Regions from separate parts of the Homo sapiens genome. Here region 1 is linked to region 2. A link is a loop called in an ENCODE intact Hi-C map of the cell type or tissue named here. Cell type or tissue: MCF 10A. All regions are shown on one strand. Links, peaks and the distances in the headings refer to the core of each region. The heading gives the core; the rest is flanking DNA. Region 1 overlaps ADAMTS7 (ADAM metallopeptidase with thrombospondin type 1 motif 7). Region 2 holds the start of TRK-CTT1-2 (tRNA-Lys (anticodon CTT) 1-2).

Region 1 (5,370 bases), core at 205-5,204, 62 kb before region 2:
GTTGTGTGACCTGGGCAAGTTACTCGCCCTCTGAAGGCCTCTGATATCTCATCCATCATGTGGGGTCAAGAGCAGTTTGCCCACCCCACAAGGTACTGTCGTCATGCCCAGTTCACAGATGAGCAGGCTGAGACTCAGAAGGGGCAAGTGACTTGCCCAAGGCTACCAGCTAGTGACCATAGAACTGCACAGATTCTTCTAACTGTAATGTGTGCTGATGTCTCAGGCAGAGTCTCAGGCAGAGTGTAGTCTGATCAGGCATTTCTGTGTTTCCAGCATCTAGCACAGGTCCTGACACAAAGGAAGGAAGTATCTGTGCAGGGAAACATGAAGGACCCAACTAGTCTACAAGCCCCCCAGGCAAGCACAGGGTTGTGGCTGCCTCAGTCTCCCACTCCTGCTCCCCCTCCTAGTGGCATGACACCCTATGGTGTCCCCACAGCAGCCCTCTGCCCAGGCTCTCTCATAGTGACTAGCTGCCAAGACCCCCACCCCTTCCTGGCCTCAGGAGCTTGGATACCCTTCTTCCTACTTGGGGCCTAGACCTGGGTCTGGGGTCCAGCCTGACAGCCTTCCTGCCCTGCACCCACTCTTTGCACCCCACCCCCCAACACCATCCCCGCCACCCGCTCCTGGCCCACACAGACTCACCATGTTCATGATGGTCAGCACATAGCTCTCAACCTGCGGCTGTCCGTGGTACTCCACCATTTTGGCATCAGCTACTACCAGGGTCTCCACCCACTTCTCTTTGCTGACCGACCGCTGGTGTAGACGCCTCAGCCGTGGCCGCCGCCACTGCTGCCGCTGCTCCCAACGCTCCCGTCGAGACTCCAGCTCTGGGTACACTGGAGGCCCAGATGGGGTGGAGTTAGCTGCCAGTGGACAGGCCCAGGGCACACGTCTCCAGGGCCTCTCCTCAGTGAGCTCTCTCTGGGGCACTGGGAACCACACAGGGATCAGAGGCCAGGGGCCTGAATTCGCCTCCTGGCTCTGTCCCAGATCTGTGCTGTGTGGCTCTGCCTGGTCACTTTCCTTTTCTGATCTTGAGATTCCCTGACTAAAAATAGGAATAAATTGCCTCACAGGGGGACCTCAAAGGGCAAATGAAATGGTGGATATAAACATGGTAAAGTACTGTGTCCATGGGAGGGGAACTCCTGGGCCTGACAAAGCTGGCAACTGGGCCCCTATCTCCCCGTGTCACTTCCTCCCACCCTGGGGGCTTAGTGCATCCCAACACAGGCTGACCCCACCCTCTAAACCCCAGCCTGGGGAGGCTGGCCAAGACCCAGCCCAGCTTGCCCTACTGGGCCTGCTCCCCTGACCCAGGCTGCTCCAGATCAGAAGAGGAAGCACATCTATGAAGCTGAGGAAACTGAGGCCAAGAAGCATGCCTCTGTGGATATGTGCTCCAGCAAATGCAGTACCAGAGCTGTGGGCAGCCTGAGATTGGCTTGCTAGCCAAGCATTCCCCAAACCCCAGCAACCCTTAGCAGGCAGCTCCTCACCTGGACTGGCCGGCACTACTGCTGCTCTGCAGAGGAGGCACTGGGTACCACACTCCAGGTCCCAATAATAGAGGTTAGTTATTCTAGGGTGGGAGCAGGGTGGTGGTGGGAGGGAAGTTCCTGGCTAGTGGCCCTGTTGGAGCTGGGCACAGCTCACCCGGCCTGGGCACTGGAGGAAGAACGGCTGGCAGAGCCAGGTACCATAGGCTGTTGGCGGGGAGGGAGCAGAGGGAGGCTGAGCCCCAACGTGGGAGAAGTAGGTGAGATGGAGCGAGGAAGGTCAGTCTAGGGGATTGACTGGGGCAGGCCCGAAAGGCAGAGGACACAGTCTTGTGGCACAATTAAGGGCACAGGCTATGGTAAAGTATCCATCTGTCTGTCTGTGTCATCTGGTCTAAGGGGCACTGGGCATGGGGATGTTAAGGGGGGCTTCTAGAAAGGCCCCTTCATGTCCCCAGGCCCAGCACCCACCCGAGAACTGGGAGCAGAAGAGCATACCTTGCACTCCACAGGTGCTTGGAGCACTGGAATCACCCCGCTGTGCCAGCCTCTCCGGGGCCTGACGCTTGTACACCACATGGGGCTGGGCGTGGCCAGGCCGGGCCGGGGCACTGTCCAGGGGCTCAATGAAGTAGTCCTCGTTGGAGAGCTGGAACACACCTTTCTGGGGAAGAAGCACCAGGGTCACACAGGGAGGGCTGGCCCTCAGCTGCTCTTCTTGCACGTCCCAGAGGCCCGTCCTGCTCAGCTGAGCCCCCACTGCCCACACCACCTGTGACTGCCCGCGGACACACTGTACTTTCCTCCCGCTGGGCCTTTGCTCACTCTGTAGCCTCCATCTGGAAAGCCCTTCTCTGCCATTTCACACACAGCCAAACCTTCAAAGCGGAGCTCAGAAGCCTCCGCCCCTGGGGATGCTGCCCCACACACCCACCCCATTAGGAGAGGGAAATGTGTCTGCATCCAAATCTGACAAAACGGTGTCTTAGTCCCAGACAGCCATCCTGAGTGGGGCAGCTTGTGCCCAGGCCTCCAGGCTATTCTCCATCTCCTCTGCATGCCAGCCATTTCCAGCACTGTGCTCCCTCCCAGCTGGCCAGGGCTTCTGACCTTCCCTCTATCTCCCTAAGGCAATGAATCACTCCAAAAGCATCCACAGCCACACCCGAGCGGAGGAGATGCCCACGGCCACCAGGACACCCTGTTCTCTGGGCCCAGGGCTGCCCAGAGAAGGGAAGCTGGCAGGAGTGTCTTGGACATGTCCGCCAGCATTCAGAGTCCAGGGAGGGGAGGGGCCCTGGGAAGCATCTTTGATGCCCACTACCTCCTGAGGAAGCTCAGGGCTCCAACAGGAAAGAAGGTTTTATGTCCCTCGGACTTCCCCTCATAGGCACCAATTCTGCCCCTTGGGTCACACAGGACCAGGGGGCCTGGAGGGAGGGCTGGAGAGTGCATCAGCTCTTGGGTCTGGAGACCTGGGTATGAATGCGGAGTCCCCCCCTCCCGCCCACCACTCACTGAATGACTAGGTGACCCTGGGCAAGTTCCCCTCTGAGCCTGTTTCCTCATCTGTGAAATGGGAATGATGCCCCATGTGCACAGCTGTGGCACAGGCTCAACAAGATCAATTGTACATTAAGGGACAGGCACAGGCTCCATAAATGGGAATACTGTGCAGGGCAGATGGGCCTTCAAAGGTCCAGACGTTGTGCAGCTTGCGTTGTGGGCTGCCCTGTCATTAGGCCCTGTGCGGCCACAGCCCATGGTTTTTGCCTGAGCAATCTAAGCTGAGGGCCTCCTGGGAACAGTGGACGCTGAGAGTGTGCACACATCCCCTACTCCTCCCAAACCCCCACCCTCCAGAGCTGGGAGAGTGGGGCTGGTCACCTGAACACGAACAGAAAGGGGCCCTACTCTGCCTGGAGTGGAAGCTGCTCTAATCAGCACCCAATCAGGGAGCAATTAGGGCTGCAGTAGCCAGCACCACCCTTCAGCCAGGCGAAGCCAGGAAGCTGAGACCTGCTTTTCCTGGAGTTCTGATTCGAGCAGAGGGGCTGAAAGGGGTTCCTCACCACACCCTGCATAATGGCTACAGGGTGAGGGGTAGCTTTCCTGGAGAAAAGCAGCCTAAAGGGACCTGTGAAGGAACAGTCATAACTGATGCCCCAAGGAAGAGAAGTCAACTGCTTTTTCAGTTACTTAGTCCAGTCAAACGGAGGTTCTCAAAATGGGATCTCTGGACCTGCATCTTCAATATTACCTGAGATGTTTTCAGAAATCCAAGTGTTTGGGCGCTATCCCAGACCTATCCTGCAAAAATTCTGTTTAAACAGGGCCTGCAGGTGATTTGAGCTCATATTAAACTCTCTTTTTCTTTTTCTTTCTTTCTTTTTTTTTTTTTGAGAGTGCCTGGGGTCTCGCTGTGTCGCCAGCTAAGCGCAATCACCACACCCTACATCCTTGAATTCCTGGGCTCAAGTGATCCTTTCGCCTCAGCCTCCCAAATAGCTGGGACTACAGGTGCACCACCACCCGGCTTTCACATTAAACTTTGAGAACTGTTATCCTAGAGATCAACGAGGCCTGCGTTGTCACTCCCACTTTACAGGCGTGAATACCGAGGCTGGCAGAGAAAAAGTGCACTGGGCAAAGCCACCAGACAAGTGCGTGGCAAGGCTAGAGCCAATCTGCACATCCCACCACCCGAGACTGCCCCAAGTATACATGTCCCAGCTCACTCACCAGGCCGTCGCAGGCGCTGATGGCCGCCAGGCCACCCTCGAGCTCAGGGTCCTGCACCTCGCCAAGCAGGTGGCAGGCCGGGGTGTGGGCCCGGATGTGCGCGCGGCCCAGGCCGCCGCGCCGCCGCGTCTCGCTCACAAAGCCGGGCGCCAGCAGGTGCTGATTGGCGGTCAGGTTGAAGCGCAGCTCGCGCCCGCGGTATTGTAGCTCGTAGAAGGCGGGCGCGTCTCGGCGCACAGATACATCCCGCTTGCGCAGTGCGCGGGGCCACAGCTCGTAGGACAGGAAGGAGCCCCCCGCGTCGACTCGAACCGGGTGCACGATGTCCAGTGCCGCCCGGCCCTCGGTTGCACGTCCTGCAGGGAGAGAACCACAAACGCCTAGGCCCAGGGCAGACCCGGGTCCTTGCTGGTGGCCGGGGACCAGAAGGGAGCGGCCAAGAGGGGGCTGCTGGAGTCAGAGTATCTGGATTCAAATCCTCGCCGGGCTATCTACTAACTCTGCTATTTCATCTTTCCGTGCCTCAGTTTCTCCATCTGGATCGTTGCAGTAACTTCTTTTGTTGTTATTGTTGTGTTTTGGGTTTTTTGTTTGTTTGTTTTGAGACAGTCTCGCTCTGTCGCCCAGGCTGGAGTGCGTGGCGCGATCTCGGCTCACTGCAACCTCCACCTCAGGAGTAGCTGGGACTACAGGCACACGCGACCACGCCCAGCTATTTTTTGTATTTTTAGCAGACACAGGATTTCACCATGTTGGCCAGGCTGGTCTCAAACTCCTGAACTCAGGTGATACGCTCGCCTCGGCCTCCCAAAGTGCTGCAATTACAGGCGTCAGCCACTGCGCCCGGCCTGGATTGCTGCGGTAACTTCTTAACAGGTCTCTCTGTTTTCACTATTGCCTACCCCAGGTGCCCCTCCCCTCGTGTTTTCACCAAGGGAAAGCAGCCAGAAAGATTCATTCAAAACCAGCGCGATCATCGTCTTACTCTGCTCATCGTCTTACTCTACTCATCGTCTCTCCTGCAATGGCGCCCATCTCACTCAGAGCAAAAGACAAAGTTCTAGCCTGTATGAGGCCCTAGGCAAGGTGACCTCTCCAATCTCATGTCCAGCTACAC
Region 2 (5,370 bases), core at 207-5,206:
TGGGACTACAGGTGTGTGTCACCATGCTGGGCGTGGGGGGTCTTGCTTTGTTGTTAGGGCTGGTCTAGAACTAGTAGGCTCAAGTGATCCTCTTACCTTGGCCTCCCAAAGTAGTAGGATCACAGGTGAGCCACCTTGCCTGGCCCAGATCTCATTTCTGTAAGTCTAATTGTTGGCCACATTTTAAAGTTTTATCTTTGCTTTCCTTTCTTTCTTCTTTCTCATGTACTTTTAAAAAATAACCCTTTTAATATTACAGAAGTATACATATGCATTTTAGAAAATTTGAAAATAAAGACAAGCAAAAAATTAAAAAAGTAAAACGTTCAGATTCCCACTACCCAAATAATAATATTAATATCTTAGTAAATGGCATTCTTTTTACCAAAATGAGTGATTACATTTATTCTATAACTTGCTTTTTGCAGCCAAACATCTCCACTTTCCATTACAGTAAATTTTCATCTCATCCAATATTCAAACTATATGCAAGTTTCTCCAGTTGACTCCAAAATCTCTTTATAACTAGTTTTTCCAGAACATATCCAATCTAGGATCACCTATTGCATCTGACTATTATGGCCCTTTTGTCTCTTTTAATCTAGCAAAAGTTGACCAGGCACTGTGGCTCACACATGTAATCCTGGTTCTTTTGGAGGCCGAGGCGGGTGGATCACCTGAGGTCAGGAGTTCGAGACCATGGCCAACATGGTGAAACCCTGTCTCCATTAAAAATACAAAAATTAGTTGGGTGTGGTGGCACGCACCTGTAATCCCAGCTACTCGGGAGGCTGAGGCTGAGGCAACAGAATCACTTGAACCCGGGAGGCAGAGATTGCAGTGAGCCGAGAGTGCGCCACTGCACTCTAGCCTGGGCCACAAGAGCAAAACTCGGTCTCAAAAAAAAAAAAAAAACTAGCAAAAGTCATTAAAAAATATATAATACTTCTTGAAGGTTAGTTGTCCTGGAGAATTTCCCACCCTCTGACTTTGTGTTATTGGCTCCTTATGGTGTCATTCATCTTGTTCCTCTATCCTTTATATTTCCTGTAAACTGGAATTAATATCAAAAGGCCTATGGACCTTTAGATACTAATTAATCAAAAACATTTTTTGACTAGAATAAATAATTATCATTGATTTTGTGTTGTATCACTGCTAAAGATACACTATCTATCTTGTTGAAGATTAGTAAAGCACTAGCAAAACTCAGATTAATTTCTGGATTAAGGTAATAACAACCTGAACCCGCCATCATTCAGTGAGATTGTCCTCCTTGCATCTAGTAACCTGTGTGGTGTTACTTCGACCCTGTAAATATCCAGTTCTCTACCAACTATTAACATATAAAATTAACGTAATGGTTTAACCATAATTGACAACCCTTGTTTAAAAGGATTTGCCACTGCTGGATGCGGTGGCTTACTCCTGTAATCCCAGCACTTTGGGAGGCCGAGGCGGGTGGATCACCTGAGGTCAGGAGTTTGAGGCCAGTCTGGCTAACATGGCGAAACTACATTTCTACTAAAAATACAAAAATTAGCCAGGCGTGGTGGTGCACGCCTGTAATCTCAGCTACTCAGGAGGCTGAGACAGGAGTGATCATTTGAACCTGGAGGTGGGGGTTGCAGTGAGCTGATATCGCCCCATTGCACTCAGCCTGAGCAACAGAGCAAGACTCTATGTCAATAATAATAATAATAAATGAATTTGCCAAAGTATGCTTTTCTAATCCTGCTTTTTTTTTTTTTGAGACAGGATTACACCCTTGCCAGGCTGGAGTGCAATGGCACGATCTCGGCTCACTACAACCTCGGCCTCCCACGTTCAAGCGATTCTCCTGCCTCAGCCTCCCAAGTAGCTGGGGTTACAGGCATGCGCCACCACGCCCGATTGTACTTTTAGTAGAGACGTGGTTTGCACCATGTTGGCCAGGATGGTCTCGATCTATTAACCTCGTGATCTGCCCGTCTCGGTCTCCCAAAATGCTGGGATTATAGGCGTGAGCCACCGCGCCCGGCCTTTGTTTTTTTCTTACAAAGTAGTTTCCCTCATTAACTGGGACTGTTTGGCTACTGTGAAATCACTTATTCTGGAAAACAGAATAAATCTTTATTTATTATTTTTTTTTTTAGTAGGGAGAGGCTTGGAATAATGGTCCCTTCCCACACTGAGGTTCTATCAGTCTATGGAATAAATTTTTTCACTTTTTAGTTTTGAGTGTGAGCAAACTCTACGGTATTTTCAATTACTCGCTGAGACTGCTTTAGCTTTCTAATCTCTCGTGTAAACACCATGGTATGTCTTAGTTGAACCACCGTCATGCCAAAGAAAAGAATTCCGAAAATCTCTAAGTCACACGATGCCGAGAGGCCAGCCAGCTCTGCAGCTGGGCTTTCAGTTCCAATTGTTTCCAGAGAGTGTGCAGGACATTTCTCCGCAGCCATCTTTTGCAGTGGGCCACGAGGGTGCTGAGAACCTCTCTGGTCCCCGCGCTTCAAGGGGTGGGCGCTCTGCCGGCGGGAATCTTTAGGATGAACTGGAAGCACCCCTACACTCACTCCTATTCTCCGGGCTGGAGTCGGCATCGCCTTCCTTGGCCCGCCTTACCTTTAAGGAAACGGAAAGGTGCTGACCACTAGAGGGCTGTTTATACATTTTTATTAAACAACAGAAGTTTGTGCGCACAGAATCAGACATGAAACACAAGTTTTAAAAGTCATGAAAAACTTTACCAAAAAAAAAAAATATATATATATATATATATATAAAATAGAAAAATCATTTAATACGAAATGTAATTCTTAGAACAAATCAAAACAATCTTATTCCTTTGAAAAGATCTAGGAACAACACTTTTCTCTAACTGCCCGGCTAGCTCAGTCGGTAGAGCATGGGACTCTTAATCCCAGGGTCGTGGGTTCGAGCCCCACGTTGGGCGGGTTTGTTTTGCTTTCGTTTGACCAACTTCAGGTCTCATCAACGGTAGTAATTCCACCAGTTTCAGTTGTCATCAACGGTAATAACAGACTTCAGCCCGGATGGTCTTATTTTCAAATAATTCAATACATACAAAACTACCAATACTATTTTAAAAAAGGAACAATGGGCCTGGCACGGTGGCTCACACCTGTAATCCCAACACTTTGGGAGGCCGAGGAGGGTGGATCACGAGATCAGGAGTTTGAGACCAGCCTGGCCAATATGGTGAGACCACCCCACCCCCTGTCCCCCACCCCGTCTCTACTAAAAATACAAAAATTAGTTGGGCGTGGTGGCGCGTGCCTGTAGTCTCAGCTGCTCGGGAGGCTGAGGCAGGAGAATCGGAGGCTGTGGCAGGAGAATCGCTTGAACCCAGGAGGTGGAGGTTGCAGTGAGCTGAGATCCGGCCATTGCACTCCAACATGGGCGACAGGGCAGGACTCCGTCTCAAAAAAAAAAAAAAAAAAAAAAGAACAATGAAACCAGTAAATTTCATCTTGTAAATTACACACTTAAAGGCTATCTGCCCTATAAAAGTATTTGTTGCTGAGTGGCCTGTTTAAAGGGCAGCCGAACGCCAAAGGTTAGGGGATAAGAAGACATTAAAATTCATGAAATTGTAGAGTTCATAATATTGCTGAAGTAATCTGTTAAAACGTTTGAAATGTTTATTTTTTACTTAATATTATGTGATATTGAAGATTAGTTTGGAGAACAATTCTGTATATTTTTAAACCACTATTAAGATTGCTTTAGTGATGAACGAATATGGTGGTTATTGTGAACAGGGTCTTAGAACTTTTTTATCCTTTTTTTTTTTTCTGAGTGCTTCTATGTAGATACCCTTTTTTCTTTTCTTTTTTTTTTTTTCTTTTTTTGAAACAGAGTCTCGCTTTGTCACCCAGGTTGGAGTGCAGTGGCTCAGTCTTGGCTCACTGCAACCTCCACCTCCCGGGTTCAAGCGATTCTCCTGCCTCAACCTCCTGAGCAGCTGGGACTACAGGCGCACATCACCACACCCAGCTAATTTTTGTATTTTAGTAGAGATGGGGTTTCACCATGTTTGTCAGGCTGGTCTTGAACTCCTAACCTTGTCATCCACCTGTCTTGGCCTCTCAAAGTGCTGGGATTACAGGTGTGAGCCACCACGCCTGGCCAGAAGCTCACTTTCTTTGAGCAAAACTATTATATGTTGACAGCTGCAAGTTTTTTCCTCGTCCTAAATATTTTTAGTCATTCCCAGCAATTCTCAAATGTTCTCCACAATTACTATATGTTAGCTCATCAATTCGAAATACAATTTCAGACCTTGTTAGAAAGATATTAAAAAATTTCAGCATCAGAAATGAAGATACCCAGACACCCCCATTATTACAGATGCATAATTAATCTCTACGTGATGTGAGGTGAGGTAAATTTATTTATTTATTTATTTATTTTTTTGCTGAGACAGAGTCTCGTTCTGTTGCCAGGCTGGAGTGCAGTGGTGCGATCTTGGCTCACTGCAACCTCTGCCTCCCGGGTTCAAGCGATTCCCCTGCCTCAGCCTCCTGTGTAGCTGGGACTACAGGCCCGCACCACCACACCCGGCTAGCTTTTTGTATTTTAGTGTAGACGGAGTTTCACCATGTTGGCCAGGATGACCTCGAACTCCTGACCTTGTGATCTGCCTGCCTTGGCCTTCCAAAGTGCTGGAATTACAGGCATAAGCCACTGTGCCCGGCCCGGATTTTTTCCAGAGAAGTAAACCAGGTGGGAAAAAAAGCAAATTGGTAAATTGATGAAAGGTCAATGAAAATGTTATACATTAATTTAAAATAGAAGAGCGGGGTTACTTTTGTCCCCCAAAAATTCATATGTTAAAGTCCTAACCCTCAGAGCCTCAGAATGAGATCTTATTTGGAAAAAGCTCTGTTGCAGATGTAATTAGTTAAGATGAGGTCATACTAGAGTAAGGTGGCCTCCTAATCCATTTTAACTGGTATCTTTATTAAAAAGGGGGAAATTTGGAAAAAGACACACAAACCCAGACACCAACATCTGGAAACCTGGGAGAAAGCCATGTGCAGACGAAGGCAGAAACTGGGGTAATGCTTCTACAAGCTAAGGAACACCAAATGCTCCTGCAAGCTAAGGAACGCCAAAGATTGCCAGCAAACCACCAGAAGCTAGGGGAGAGGAATGGCACAGATTCTTCCTCACAGTCCACAGAAGGAACCAAACCTACCAACACCTTTATATGGGATGTCTAGCCTCTAGAACTGTAAAATAATAAATTTATGTTTGGCAGTCCTGGGAAACTAATACAATCAGTATTCCAGTTGGGAGGTAATTTTGATTTTAAATTTTATTATTTATTATTTTATTATACCTTATATTAAGTAATTG

What was found. Peaks named below come from ENCODE experiments on the same cell type or tissue, not always from the same donor. Only the 100,000 strongest peaks of a DNase experiment are listed, where the experiment ranks them.
Region 1: a loop joins it to region 2, with 18 times the contacts of the local background. A loop is called at or near these places in 2 of 110 quality-filtered maps.

Annotation. Positions count from the first base shown.
Region 1 is chr15:78,795,939-78,801,308 of GRCh38, forward strand. It overlaps ADAMTS7 (ADAM metallopeptidase with thrombospondin type 1 motif 7), which reads right to left. Exons shown (of 24, transcript NM_014272.5): 2 at 4,254-4,609; 3 at 2,010-2,175; 4 at 652-848. Among named protein-coding and RNA genes, the nearest start is that of ADAMTS7, 13 kb to the right of the region's middle. In MCF 10A, for the core only: no CTCF peak of the experiment used is centred there; a DNase peak (open chromatin) is centred at 2,643.
Region 2 is chr15:78,857,694-78,863,063 of GRCh38, forward strand. It overlaps TRK-CTT1-2 (tRNA-Lys (anticodon CTT) 1-2), which reads left to right and starts at 2,869; the gene lies at 2,869-2,941. It overlaps LOC124903535 (a long non-coding RNA gene), which reads left to right and starts at 3,170. Exons shown (of 2, transcript XR_007064727.1): 1 at 3,170-3,207; 2 at 4,981-5,370. In MCF 10A, for the core only: a CTCF peak has its summit at 2,668 (motif pointing right); DNase peaks (open chromatin) are centred at 2,598 and 2,928.